4 separate regions of the Homo sapiens genome follow, and all the other regions are linked to region 1. The links are chromatin contacts, found by Hi-C or POLR2A ChIA-PET in ENCODE. All regions are on one chromosome and are shown on one strand. The core of a region is the stretch at or near the end of the contact, and the rest is flanking DNA. Distances in the headings are between cores, read along the strand shown. Region 1 holds the start of SDHAF3 (succinate dehydrogenase complex assembly factor 3). Region 2 holds the start of GTPBP10 (GTP binding protein 10). Region 3 holds the start of MTERF1 (mitochondrial transcription termination factor 1). Region 4 holds the start of AKAP9 (A-kinase anchoring protein 9).

Region 1 (3,321 bases), core at 581-3,080:
GATGTAGGGAACTCTCTACTGTCTTTCTAACTCTTCTGTATGTCTAAAATTATTCCAAGTTTTAAAAAGCTCAATCCCAGTTACCAAGCCTACTAGGTCAACTAACACATTTTTTATTTATGCAGTTCTTTTTTATACCCTCTCTCTCTCCTACAACCTATTATCAATTTTTTCTGAGTTGCTACTCTTTCCTACTTTTTCCCAAAGAGGCTTCCATGTGCTTACATTTTAAGACTTCTTAAAATAACCTTATTTCCTCCCAACAGAGAGCTACTCTCCTTCCTGTACGGCCACAAAATGACCTACCATAAAAGATGTAAAATACTTTAATACAGTATCTTATAGCTTCATAACAATTAGCAATACACAAGTGCTTGTAAATACATTTACATACGTAAATTTTGAGATGCATAAACACTTATTATTTTATAGATGAGAAAATAAGACTAGAAAAATTATGTGATCTGACACTTAAAATGTCAGAGACTGAATCTGAATCCAGTTCTTCAGGCTCCAAAACCAAATTACCTTATTAAAATAAAGTGCTCTGTGTCTGAAAAGCTTCAACTTCCCTGCTTCAGGCAAGCGAATTACATCAAATACACCATGATTTTCAAGAAAGTTCTAAATTTCCCGATTGTTCTAAATGTCGCTCTTAAAAGCTTCAATAATTATACAAAAAAGAATTCTGGAAGTCAGTGCAAAGTTTGTGTTCACCCTAACCATTCTTTTGATTTTTTTTTACAAAGCCGACTTCAGTCATCTCCCCTTCAACTATTTAGGCCGAAGAACCGCTTACCTCTATTTTCATATCAGCTCCAACTCATGCTTTCAAATATCTGAGCTGTCATTCCAATCTCTAATTCCATTCATTTATTTATATTTGCAAATGAAAACTAGGGGCAATCCTGCAGGGCCCCGAGCCCCACGAAATACTCTGAATATCTTTTTTCCTTTACTCAAAAAAAAAAAAAAAAAGTCAAACGACTTATTGCTAATGCATGTGTCTGTTTAATATTTAGCGCAATGGTGCAGGGCGAAGTAACAATGACTTGAGACCGGAGGAAACAACTTTCGCCTGACTTAACTGCCACCAGCATTTTTCTCCTTCACAGTTTGTAATCTCCAACCTTTTGTAATCTTTTTCATGTTACCTGATTTCTGTATCAGCCAAGTGAGAAAATTATTTAAACCCAACCAAAAGCGCTGAGATTAAATAATAAATTACGGAAATAAGCCTTTAAATTTGAAAACTAATAAGAGAACCATTAATTTATTAATGGGCGCTTACTAGGTGCAAAGGCACTTAAAAGGACAAAAAGCTCCTGAGGTTTTTGAGCACTTAACGACGACTTGCTCATTTTTGTGACCTCCTACCCTCACCCTTTGAGCACCTGGCATCTGCAGGAGCTCAAAAGTTGAACTGAATTGGGGACGCTGAAGTAACAGGATCTGCTCTAGTGAGAAACCCGTGGGAGAAACTTTGGAAAGTGTTACCTGAACAGCATTACGCTATTTCAAACAGAACAGGTTGCTGCTCTGTTTAACCCCGCATGGGGGACTGGAACTAGAAACCTGGACACCGAGGAACCCCAAAGGTCTTGGGCAAAGAGAAGGGAGCGTCACTTGCCTCCCATTCTTGCAAGAAACGCTGTGCCTCGTCAGAACCAACGGTCTTATGTCTCCTAAATTCGTCTTTCACGTACTGGTCGCCCAGGGATTTGAGGTCCGGGGGCAGAACACGGTGCAGCTGCAAGACGCGCTTGTACAATGCCCGGACTCGAGAAACGTGCCGCCCCGGCATAGCGCCCCACGCCGACCGCCGACTGCGCCTGCGCAGAGGGACGGCGCGTTCCCGCACTTCTGCGAACTTGCGTATTAGTGAACCGGAAGGCAGACGAAAGAGGGCGCGCGACCTCTATCCGGTTTGGTCCCTTGCACAATCAGGTCCTCCCGGAAACCCAAGCTCCGCTGCGGGCGGAAAACGGGTCGGTCCTTCTCTAGGAGGGGCGTGGCCCTCGTGGAGTCGCGCCTGCGCCTCGTCGTGGCTTCTTCTGGCCTGCGTCCTGACGACACAGGCCTTGAAAGAGAGAGGTCTGTGGTGGGCCGTTGTCATTTCTCAGTCCCACTCCACTGTCTTTTTCATTCAACTTCGTTTCTGTCCTCCTACCAAAGGCCTGAGAAAAGCTTCGTTAAGATCGGGCTCCTCCGGGATTCCTTCCATGGTTCCCAACCCATTTGAGGCATTTAGAGTATTACTGCACCCTGCTTTAGGGATCAGAGTGAGATTAATCTCGCCATCCACTAGCTCACCAACCCACGCTCTTTGCACAGCGCTGTTCTCCCAATTTATACTCTGGGCATGGGCTCTTCCTTGCAAACAACCCAAGTGAGCCCAGAGCTGGCGGACTCCTTAGCCAAAGTCAAGTTGGCTGCTGAAGGATCCTTGGGAAGAGTTTTAAACGTATTGTTTCCAGGACCACGACCCTGGAGATTCTGGTTAAATAGTCTAGGATAATAAGAACGAGGAATCTAGAAATTTACAAAGCTCTATCTTTTGCGAAGGTAATACTGAGAGTAGAACTGGTTTCCAAAGCTGGCAGCTCCTTGTGTTGTCCTTTCCTGTCACACGTTTGGTTCTTCAGCAAATCCTGATGGCGTCACCAACAAAAATGCAGAAATCAACCATTTCGCCCCATGTACTCTACCACAATCTCTCTCCACTGGATATTGTGTTAGCTTCCATATCTGTGTTCAGCTTCTGGTCATGACCAACTTTGGTCATGCTCCAACATAATTTAAATTAAATTTGGCCTAAAATTTCCTCCCTACTCTGAGTTGCTATGTAGGGAACTGCAACCTAACTTAGTATGTAAATTAACTGCAACTGAGAGTATATTCTTGTGACAAGTAGCTGAGCTTCAGCCAATCACAGGCTGCCAACTGATCAGACTATGTGCATATAAGGCAAATACGTCATAATGTCCTGCCCAAATAAGACTAGCCCAACTGTAAGCAATCAAGCTGTTTCTGTGGGGCACTTCCTTTTTCTGTCTATAAATACTGCCTGCCCACAGTGCTGGGTAGAGCTCTCTGAACCTCTCCCTGTTAAGTGCTGCTGCCTGATGAATGCCTCATAAATCGTGTGTGTGTGTGCACGTGCGCTCGTGCAAATAAACTTTATTAGATTTAACTTGTTTAAAGTTTTTCTTTTAACAATCTAAACTGTAAATCGGATCATTTCACTCCTCTGCTCAACAAAAGCCTCCAGGGATTTTCATCAGAGTAAAGCCCAGTCTCTAGCCCTTAAAGGTTTAAATT
Region 2 (3,321 bases), core at 449-2,948, 6.8 Mb after region 1:
TCAACTGACGGCTTATGTTATCAGTGAGGCTTCCAGCCAACAGATTATTAGTAGTTGTTTTGTGGGGGGAGTTGAAAGTTACATGAAGATTTTCAGCTGTGGCGGGGGCATCTCTAACCCCCATGTTCTTGAAGGGTCAACTGTATATCCAAAGCTACTAAAATACCCTTCTGGTATCTTTTATTTTCTTTTTTTTGAAACAGGGTCTGGTTCTGGTGCCTGGGCTCGAGTGCCGTGGCACTATCATAGCACTATCATTGCTGCAGCCTCAAACTCCTGGGCTCAAGCAATTCTCCCACTTCAGCCTCCCAAATGGCTGGGACTACAGGCACCACACCACCCCGACTGTTTTAAAGATGGGGTCTTGCTATGTTGCCCAGACTGGTCTTGAACTCCTGGCCTTAAGGGATCCTCCCACCTCAGCCTCCCAAGTAGCAAGAACAATAGGCTCACCTACCATGCCTAGTTCCTTCCTGTATCCTTTTCACTTGCTCAACCCTTCCTCTCTTCCTCTTTGCTCTGTACTACATGAAATACCGCCATTTCTACATGCCATTCTGCTCATGCTTTTCCTCTACTTAGAATGTCATTTGTTTTTCCTATCATAAATCCACCTAAACGTCATATTTTCTAACGTCTTTCCAAATTCCTCTAATCAATTCTCTGACTTTGCTGGCTCTCCCAGCAATTTGATTATATCTCTATTATTACACCTTTATAAATCTCACGCTGCATTTAGTGTTTACCTGTTTCCTTCACTAAATCAAGAACTTCTTGTAGGTAAAGGACTTACGTATTAACCTCTTAGGCTATTAAAATCAAAATAACTTAAGGAGTAATTTCTTAAATTCATAATCCACATCTCTAGTCATTTAGGATAGCTATTATAAAAAACAAATGGGATTTTTTTTTCAAGAAAGTTGAAATATTGACCATTCTGATATACTCGAGGAGAGTTTCTACAGTTCCATTAAATATGTAACACTTTTTTCCTGCTCTAGATTAATCAGATTCAGGGGTTTAGGAGCCTTACTTAAAAGGAGTATTTTACTCTGGTCGTTAGAAATAAAGTAATGGCCAAATATGACGCAGGCAACGTTTCAAAAAGCATTACTGATAGGATAAGATTTAAAAAATAAAAATTCAAAGCAGTTGTAAATTTTTACGGAAACGATTCTTAAGACCGACACCACACAAAAATCGACCTAAATGTTCTGCAGGAAGGCACATCAATTACACGCTTTCGTGTCTTCATAAAAATCCATTAGAAAAACCTTAAACAGCGCACTCAAGGAGAAATATATAAAAACAGGCTGTGGACATTAAAGGAAAAAAAACCACCACAACATTTGGGCCACAGCAGGCAGGTATCCCAGTTCCTCATACCACGTGCACACTATGTCTCTAAAGAACTTCAAACCCTGCCCCTGCCCCCAAACAACCGTCCAAACCACGCCAGGTACACACACCACTGTCACCGCTTACTGACAAAGCGCCACTACAGGAGGGGCGGAGAAGTCTATGGGAAAACCAAGCAAGGAAAAGGCCGCCACGAAGACAGTAGTGGAGAGACAGGGGAGCAAAGAAGAACCAGAGCTGTCAGCGCTAAGGGGACCAGGCTGAGGGGACCCGCACGGACCTTTCTGAACAACACGCAACTGCAATGCACCATGGCTGCAACAGGCCAGGAAACCTTCTTGCGGAAGCGGCACAAGCCGCAGTACAGCGCGGCCTTTTTACGTCATCCCCTGCCGCCGACGCGATTTCTCCTCCGCCCACACCTGCGGACTGGCGCATGCGTTGTGTGATGCTCTCGGGCGCCACCAGCCCCATGCGCTGTGCTTTGCACCCCACGGGTGGGGAGAGAAGGCGTTTTATCTATTAAAACACAGAGATAATCTCGAGAAGCCGTGGGACAAAGGACAGTAGGGCGTAGGTTGCGTGTCTCAGGAATTAACATTTTGAATGGAATGGAACTGAAGACTCAGCAGCCTTGGAGCAGCTTTTATGCTAATTGAGGAAACTAAGAATCTTCACCCTCAGCGTGAAAAAACCTCCAACGGACCATAAAACCAAACGTGTAAAAGACACAGAAACTCAACTGGGAAAAAAGAACCCCCAAAAGCCGTTAGTTCAGTGACGAGCTGAGTAGTCTCCAGCCAAAGCTTCCAGGAGACCATGAATTTAAAACTAGCGGCCGCACAAAGTTTTATTGAAAATAATGTCAGGATCTGAGATCTGTAAGAGGACTCTCCTGTGCAGTAAGAGAAAGAAGCTTGTTTACAACTGTCAGAAAGTAGCTTCTTGGAGTCGGGAAGACGGGTTTTTATCCGTCATTTGAAGCGTGCCTTTGTGAGAATTAAGACACGATGTGAAAAATCCCTCTCTCTCTTGATTACTTTTCAGGACCAGAAGAGAGTAGCTCTCCCCAACCCCTCATGCAGCGAAAAAATGTATGCAGCTGAAGTAAACGGCCCTGCACAGCGTTGCCAGCCGTATAACTCTTAACAACCCAAACTAATAAATCCTAGAAACCTTTCATACTTTGATACGATATGGCTCTGTGTCGCCACCCAAATCTCATCTTCATTTGTAATCCCCATTGTGGAAGTAGGGAAGTGATTGGATCATGCAGGGCTGTTTCTCTCCTGCCGCTCTCCTGATAGGGAGTTCCCACAAGAGCTGACGGTTTTATAAGTGTTTGGAAGTTCCTCCTTCTTTCTTCTCTCTCCTGCTTGCCATGTGAAGAAGGTGCTTGTTTCCGCTTCCCCTTTTGCCATGATTATAAGTTTTCTAAGGCCTCCCCAGCCATGTAGAACTGTGAATCAATTAAGCCTCTTTCCTTTATAAATTACCCAGTCTGCGCAGTTCTTTATGGCACTGTGAAAACTGACTAATACCTCAATGTGACAGTGTCTTCTACTCCTCACTTAGGACAGTGATTATTTGGAAAGACATGATGTGAAAACCCCGTCTTGATTACTTTGCTGCTACTGGACCTTCTGCTTACAACCACCAATCAGAAAAGCTGTAGTTGTCATTTAACCTGCAGTAGTTGTATTTTCCCTCTGTGGATTACTTTAATGTTGAATATTAACACCAGCAACAGATGTTGATTACTATCAGTGTTCCTACCTCTCATTAATATGAACATTAGGTTGTTGCTGTGTAGATGTTTTTAATTTAATGACATTTGCTGCCATTAAGATTACTATCTTACTAGGTTTTCCTATTGTGTCAGAATAGTGTTGAGCCCAATGTACTTATTTTCCAATGCCTATTTCTTGTTAGTGAACACAATCTCAAATACTTTTCTTTCAC
Region 3 (3,321 bases), core at 266-2,765, 5.2 Mb after region 1:
ACTAAAATACAAAAAAACAAAAAAACAAAAAACAAAACAAAAAAATTGCCGGGCATGGTGGCACGCGCCTGTACTCCCAGCTACTCGGGAGGCTGAGGCAGGGGAATCGCTTGAACCCGGGAGGCAGAGGTTGTAGTGAGCCGAGATCGCGCCATTGCACTCCAGCCTGGCAACAGAGTGAGACTCCGTCTAAAGGAAAAAAAAAAAAAAAAAAGAAAAAGGAGAAAGAAATGGGATAAAGAAAATTCTTTTTCTTTCTTGAGACAAGGTTCACTGTGTCACCCAGGCTAGAGTGTAGTGGCACAATCACGGCTCACTGCAGCCTCAACCTCCCAGGCTCAGGTGATTCTCCCACCTTAGCCTCCCAAGTAGCTGGGACTACAGGCACCTGTGACCACGCCTGGCTAATGTTTGTACTTTTTGTAGAGATGGGGTTTCACCATGTTGGCCAGGCTGGTCTCGAACTCCTGGCCTCAAGCCATCCTCCCGCCTTGGCCTCCCAAAGTGCTGGGATTACAGGCATGAGCCATCGCGCCCGGCCAGAAAATTACATCATTAGGCTTGTACATGGAGGAGTTAGTAATGCCTGAAATTTTTCCTCTTTGTAGAATTCAGGGTCAATCCTGTTGATCCTGTGTTTTTTTAAGGACCAAATCACCATCGTCTCCTGAGGATAACTCGACAGACACAATTAATTCATTAATGTAGATATTATCTTTCTTTTGATGGTCACAGGAGAAGTGCCTTGAATTGAAGCTTTATCTCTTCCATTGTCACCATCACTAGGCAGGTGAGGCTGACAGGACCGCGTGGCTTAAGGCAACGCCTCGGGAGGGAGCAAAAATGCATCCACTGTGGAGATGAGGTTTCGGTTGCCTCCATTCTTTAAATAGCGCAAACCCTCACAATGTCAAAAGAATCATATTTGAATTCGAACTGCAAGTAAGGAAATCGAAGTATACTAGAATTGATTTCCAGCCTGAAGGCGGATGCTGAATTCAGACCAGCAGTGACACTCCAGGATTTCCACGGTAGTTCATTAAAGGAGGAGAATCTGGGACTAAACAGACAGAGTCTACACCCGCTTATCCTGCACCAAAAAACGCCGAGATGTTCATCGGCATCGCGTTAGTCACATTAGCAGCAGCAATCGCATTATCAAAAACTGCAACACGCATGTAAATAATAGCTACTTTTCCACCACGTGTCGTCGGCCGGCAGTGGATGCCCCCTGTAGGATCCCTATAAGATGCCTTACAGTTCCCCACGGACATCTGCCCAGGCGACTGGGAGTCCCAGGCCCCACCCCACCCTCCAAACCCCTTCTTTGGCGTTCAATACCCCGCGCTCACCGCGGTCTCTTGCTGCCCCCTGCCAGGCCCCTAGCGTCGGGCTGCGAAGGGCTGAAGTACCGCCACGAGGGGGCGCAGGACCAACGACATCACCTCTGCGCGCGACCCGAGGCCGGAAGTTAGTCTTTTCCACTTCCGCTCCTCCTAGCCGCTCCGGACCCCAGAGGCGGAAGTAAAAGCGAACTACAGTGGATGGGTGCAGTTCAGGGTGAGATTGGGAAGGTGGTGAGGCTGTGCTTTCCTTTCTTTTTGTTAAGAAGTGGGTGTGGGTGACTGCTGTACAGTGCAGCCCTTTGCAGATTTGTCTTTGGAGGAGGAAGAGGGATGGAAAGAGCCTTCGGTGTGGAATTACCTTGGTTTTGAGTTAAGAAAGACCCACCTGGGTTCGAACCCTAATGCTTCAGCTAGCGAAGGCAGGCTAGTATGGGAGCTCGGCGCTGTTTCAGATTTTGTAATTTTAAGGCTTATGCCTACCTTTTAAATTGTTGTGGGGAGTAAAGCGAGACAATATATATGAAGCACTTAGCTTTGGTACAAAACGTATTCGTGATTCCGCTACCTTTTCCCATCATATGTAGGCATGTACTTGCCGTTTTCTTTTCTGTATGTCTGAGAAATGTTGTTTGCAAGAGGTAATGCATCTCACGAGAACATAATGCAACGAGAACGTTAGCTGGGATCGATCTCTTATTTTGTATTAGGAAGGCCTGAAATATTTTGCCTTTTTTTTGTGTGTGTGTGTCATTTCCAGAGATAGCTGTTCTCCAGCCTTTCTGGAGGGATGCAGAGCCTTTCCTTAGGACAAACAAGGTGAGAAATGCATGTAAAGATCTCCAAACTTAGCTTGCTGTATCAAAAGAAGACCAGCTGGAATGTGGTATTTTAGGGCCAGTGATTAGTTATTTCCATTAACAGCCTTTTTAACAGGCCAGTTGTGGGGCAGAGGCGAACGTAAATCTTTTTTTAGACCCCTCATACTACAAGCATAGAAATTTTCAGTGTTTGTTAAGTTTGAACATTAGCCCTTTGGATAATGGTTTTGGTTAATTAAAAAGTCAATTTGAGAAATAGATCGAAGTCAATTTTTGAATAGGTACCATTTTTGAAATTTGTACGTGAGGAAAGTTGCTAACTTTCTTGTATTAGGCTATTTAGATGTTCATTTACCCTACTAGATATTATGAGTATTTTGAATGGAGATCCGTTGCTAAGAGTAAAGCATCATGGAGAATTTTGAAGTGTGACTTTTTTGGTACTAGAAACCGAAAAATAGATAAAGATAATTTGTATTTTCCATTGTTTTTCACACCAAAGGCCAGTTTTACTTGTTTAAATTTTTTCATCTGACTGCAAAGTAACACATATTCATTAAATAAAGTCCCAGTATTTCAGAAGTAGTACATAGCCTCTAATAATCTTTCAGAAATAAGTGTCATTCCACTTTCCCCCTCTGTATATATTAACGTCCCCCTCCCCGCCTTTAATATACATGGCATTATCCATACTGTTAAGCAGTTTGTCATGTAGAATATCTGACATCTTTTGATTGCAGTAGATCGGCCTTTATTTTTGGCACCTTTATAGTATATTGCATAGATGTACCACAATTTATTAATTATTCTATTGGTGGCCATTTGGGTTTCTTCTTCTTTGTTATAGCAAATAATGTTATGATGGTCATCCTTTTTCTTTCTTTCTTTTTCTTCTATTTTCTTTTTTTATGAGACAGATTCTTGCTCTGTTGCCCAGACTGGAGTGCAGTGGTGCAATCTCAGCTCACTACAACCTCCGCCTCCCAGGTTTAAGCAGTTATTGTGCCTTAGCCACCTGAGTAGCTGGGATTAGAGACATATATCACCATGCCTGGCTAATTTTAGTATTTTTAGTAGAGATGGGGTTTCGTCATGTTGGCCAGGCTGATCTCAAACTCCTGGCCAACATCTCAAAGTGGTGAGATTATAGGTGTGAA
Region 4 (3,321 bases), core at 241-2,740, 5.2 Mb after region 1:
TCAACTATATTTTAGAAATATGAAGCTAGTTTTTATATATATATTCATTTAACAAACTTGTGTTGAGCTTCTATCACTGCATCTCTGCGGTATGGCCCTTCATTGATAATAAATCACTAACCTGGTTTCCTTTGTTTATGTGAGGAGAAGAGAAAGGAAGAGAGGAAAAACAGTTACCTGTAATACAATTTTTGTCCAAGTATGACTGCTAACAATTATCTCTAAAAATAATATAATCCATAAAAGAAGACTTCATTGAAGGGAGGAAGGGGGCTTTTGAGCCCAGACAAAATATATGCTCAAATATGTAATTTTTAAAAGAAATATGCTACGCAGCTTATATTCTGTATATGTTAAATTTCTCATGAAGCCCAATGAACGATGCCTGTGTATAATTGTGTATTGTATTGTTTGCTTTACAGGCTTTTCCATAACCGTTCACACACACACACACACACACACACACACAACCAGGATTCGCCAGAGAGATATATAACAACTAAATTATTTAAAGCAGGAATTCTATAGGTGTTGGCATATGGAACCTTTCGGTCCTCAGAAGTTCCATTCACAGACTGCATTAACATTCCATAGGACACAAAAGCGCATGCCATGACAAAGACCTTCAAGTACAAACATACAAAGACACGCTTCTAAAAACGCCCCTAAAGCCAAGTTCACAGCTGGCACTTGTGGCACACACAAGCCACTGCTGAGACAGCTGTCACAGGCCAATCACACACACCCAAGAGTGCCAGCGTGCTACCTAAGGAAGACAAGCTGATGATCAGCGCACAAATCCCCAACCCAATAAAGAAAAGCCCTAAATCCCCACCCTGGAAAGCACAATGCCTGCACCACCCAGAAAACTCCTTAAAAAAATGAAAGATCGGAGGTTTAGAAGCAACTAAACACTAGTTTACAGCAATACAGTAAAAGGGGAGTTTTATTTGGACATTCACGAGAAAGGAGCCACAATATTCAATCCTCGCGGAAGTATTATCAGCTAGCACAAGGCTTTGTCCCCCAACTGGAAAAAGGGGAAAGGAGGAGGGCGAGGAGAGATGCAGACCCTAAGACCCTGCAGCACCTCCCTCTCGGGCAGTGCACTGGGGCTGCGGCGAACTCCGCTTCCCAGGCCCCCTCCCACCCCGTGCTAGCCACCGCCTCCCACCGCAGGCCCGGTTGCCTCGGGCTCTCCTACCTTGGCTTTGCCGGCCTCCAGCTTCTTCTGTCTCTCCTCGTCCTCCATGGCCTCTGCAAGGAAGGCAGGGGAAAACAGGGGTTGAGGGGTGGTTGGGGATAGAAAGGAAAGGTCGATTTGGACGGAGGTGGGACGGCAAGCTCCACGGCCTAGAGAGCCGATTCGGTCCGGCGCTCCCCCGCCCGAAGTGGAAGCAGTCTCCGCGCTCACTGGCGGATCGTCCTCAGCCGCACGGGAAGCGCCGTCACCGCCGCCGCCGCCGCCATCTTCGTCTCCACGTAAACACACGGCGAGGCGGGAGGGGCTGGAACGTCTGTCCGCGCAGCCGCCTCGTGGGCAGGTGCTCCTGGGGTGCCGCCCCGGCCCAGCCCTCCGGGGTCAACCCTTGCCAGGCCTGGGACCTGCCTCCTACCAGCGAGGATCCCGCCGTAGAGAGCGCCCTTCCCGCACATCAACGGCTCACAGGTGGCGGCCGAGCTGAGGGGTAGGAGAGACGGAGTGTGCCAGAGGCTCCTGGCCTGACCCCCACCCTCCGTCCGAGGAATCCACTGCTATTAAAACATGAGTTTTTTTTTTCCTTCAGGTTACAAAACTAACACACCTAATGGTGAAATTGGCGAACACCTACAAGCTCCAACGGAAAAGTTCCGGTGGGGGGTGGTGGGGGGGCGGACGCCAGGTTTTCTACCTACATTAACTGCTTGACTCAAGAATTATGAGAGCAGCTAATTGCTCTTATTACTTCCTTAGCCTGAAAAGTCCCTCCCTCTTCCCTCCACTGGTTCCCACTCAATCTCCGGTTCATCCTTATAGTCCCATCGCACACGCTGCCTCCAAATGGCTTTTCTGACCTCTTGTTCCCTCCACGGCAACCGAGACACATCCAGTCAAAACTTAGTCCCCTCCCCCGACTCTTTGGGGCTTCCCTTTAACAGTAGTGTTCTGAAAGGAGCCTGAGCTTTAGAACCTCGGTTAGGGACAATGCCAGACTACACTAACTTTCTAGCGTTAATGACAAGTTACCTATCCTCCCTGAGCCTACCTGGAATTTTTGGAAGGGTTGTTAATATATGTGACTGCCCTGACATATTAAAACGTCCTGAATAATGTCAGCTTTATTTCTCCTTGGACTTCCTTTAAGTACCCTGCACCATATTTTAATAATTTGTGTGCGTCTTAGTTCAGCTCATACTCCCAGCTCCTTGATGACAGAGACTCATCATAAGTCTTGCTCATCTTGGCTTTACTAAAATGACCAGCACAGAGCTCTGCACTCAATAAACGCTTTTTGGATTGAATTGAGCAGTGTTTATAAATTTAACATTACTATCTTTCCTTGTTTCCCCGACATGTGCTCCCTCAGTCCTTTGTGTTCGTCTCCCTGCCCTCCAATGCTCACATCCATTCCTGGAGTGAACTACACATTTTAATGTCTCTGGTTGATTACTCAGATTTATCATGTTTCTCCGTTGCTTTGAGCTAGGTTGGACTGAAAAACTAGCAGTTGTGAACAAAAAATAGGCTAAAATGAGTTCAAGCGTAGAAGTGGTGTTAAGTGAAAAATTGAGGTTAAAAAACAAAAAAGGAGATAATAAAGACCTTAAGTCTACCACAAACTGAAGATGAGTTTTAAATAGCCCTCATTTAGAAATCTTAGCTTTAAAAAAGATTTTTTTCTTAAGCTCCGTAATGCATACATTCTGCCAACTTCTAACAGCCAAGTGCATATTGTCCTGTTATCTCAACCTGAATTAGGAACCAGGTAAAATTAGACATTTTATCATAGGGATGAAAGAATTGAGGCAATAAGTGATTTACTTAGTCACCCATCAAATTAAGAGTAAGGACTAGAACTAAGTGTTCTAATAGTGCAGTGATTTAAATACTGCCTGGATTGAGGGATTATGAGTGTAGATGCTGATTGCCTAGGAGGGGGAAGCCCCAGGGTATCCAAAGCTATTCCTGTTTGTTAAAGGATACTGCTTTCTCGGTGACTAAATAAGTCAGCTGTTTGTAGGTGCTGAGAATGTTCAAGAATACCTTCCAAAGCAACAAGATTATTTCAATGTTTCCTTCACTGATAGCAGCCAATCATATACATGTCTAGTTTACATAAT

Evidence for each region. A loop is a pair of places that touch in the nucleus more often than their neighbours do. ChIA-PET counts read pairs that join two places held with the same protein, here RNA polymerase II (POLR2A). Pooled maps may share reads with other maps.
Region 2: a map of CD8-positive, alpha-beta T cell shows a loop between it and region 1 (17-fold over the local background). The contact joins the promoter of GTPBP10 here to the promoter of SDHAF3 in region 1. A Hi-C loop is called at or near these places in 3 of 168 maps with a recorded cell type or tissue (CD8-positive, alpha-beta T cell and naive thymus-derived CD4-positive, alpha-beta T cell) and 8 of 50 pooled maps.
Region 3: a loop to region 1 is called in a map of CD8-positive, alpha-beta T cell, with 32 times the contacts of the local background. The contact joins the promoter of MTERF1 here to the promoter of SDHAF3 in region 1. A Hi-C loop is called at or near these places in 2 of 168 maps with a recorded cell type or tissue (B cell and CD8-positive, alpha-beta T cell) and 8 of 50 pooled maps.
Region 4: a map of CD8-positive, alpha-beta T cell shows a loop between it and region 1 (12-fold over the local background). The contact joins the promoter of AKAP9 here to the promoter of SDHAF3 in region 1. A Hi-C loop is called at or near these places in 3 of 168 maps with a recorded cell type or tissue (CD4-positive, alpha-beta T cell, CD8-positive, alpha-beta T cell and naive thymus-derived CD4-positive, alpha-beta T cell) and 7 of 50 pooled maps. POLR2A ChIA-PET finds 5 or more read pairs at or near these places in 1 of 52 experiments (GM12878).

What each region holds. Positions count from the first base shown.
Region 1 is chr7:97,116,207-97,119,527 of GRCh38, reverse strand. It overlaps SDHAF3 (succinate dehydrogenase complex assembly factor 3), which reads right to left and starts at 1,830. Exons shown (of 2, transcript NM_020186.3): 1 at 1,631-1,830. The coding sequence starts at 1,804. RefSeq lists enhancers at 1,653-1,742, 2,093-2,172.
Region 2 is chr7:90,345,093-90,348,413 of GRCh38, reverse strand. It overlaps GTPBP10 (GTP binding protein 10), which reads right to left and starts at 1,698. Exons shown (of 10, transcript NM_033107.4): 1 at 1,640-1,698. The coding sequence starts at 1,672. The region is part of intron 1 of LOC107986715 (a long non-coding RNA gene); the gene reads left to right. RefSeq lists enhancers at 1,453-1,882, 2,093-2,232.
Region 3 is chr7:91,878,896-91,882,216 of GRCh38, reverse strand. It overlaps MTERF1 (mitochondrial transcription termination factor 1), which reads left to right and starts at 1,515. Exons shown (of 3, transcript NM_006980.5): 1 at 1,515-1,560; 2 at 2,104-2,162. The coding sequence starts at 2,134. It overlaps LOC112267986 (a long non-coding RNA gene), which reads right to left and starts at 1,415. Exons shown (of 2, transcript XR_002956514.2): 1 at 1,353-1,415.
Region 4 is chr7:91,939,031-91,942,351 of GRCh38, reverse strand. AKAP9 (A-kinase anchoring protein 9) reads right to left here and starts at 1,490. Exons shown (of 50, transcript NM_005751.5): 1 at 1,205-1,490. The coding sequence starts at 1,252. It overlaps LOC124901698 (a long non-coding RNA gene), which reads left to right and starts at 1,501. Exons shown (of 2, transcript XR_007060431.1): 1 at 1,501-1,688; 2 at 1,788-2,502. RefSeq lists enhancers at 1,200-1,349, 1,388-1,949 and a silencer at 1,550-1,659.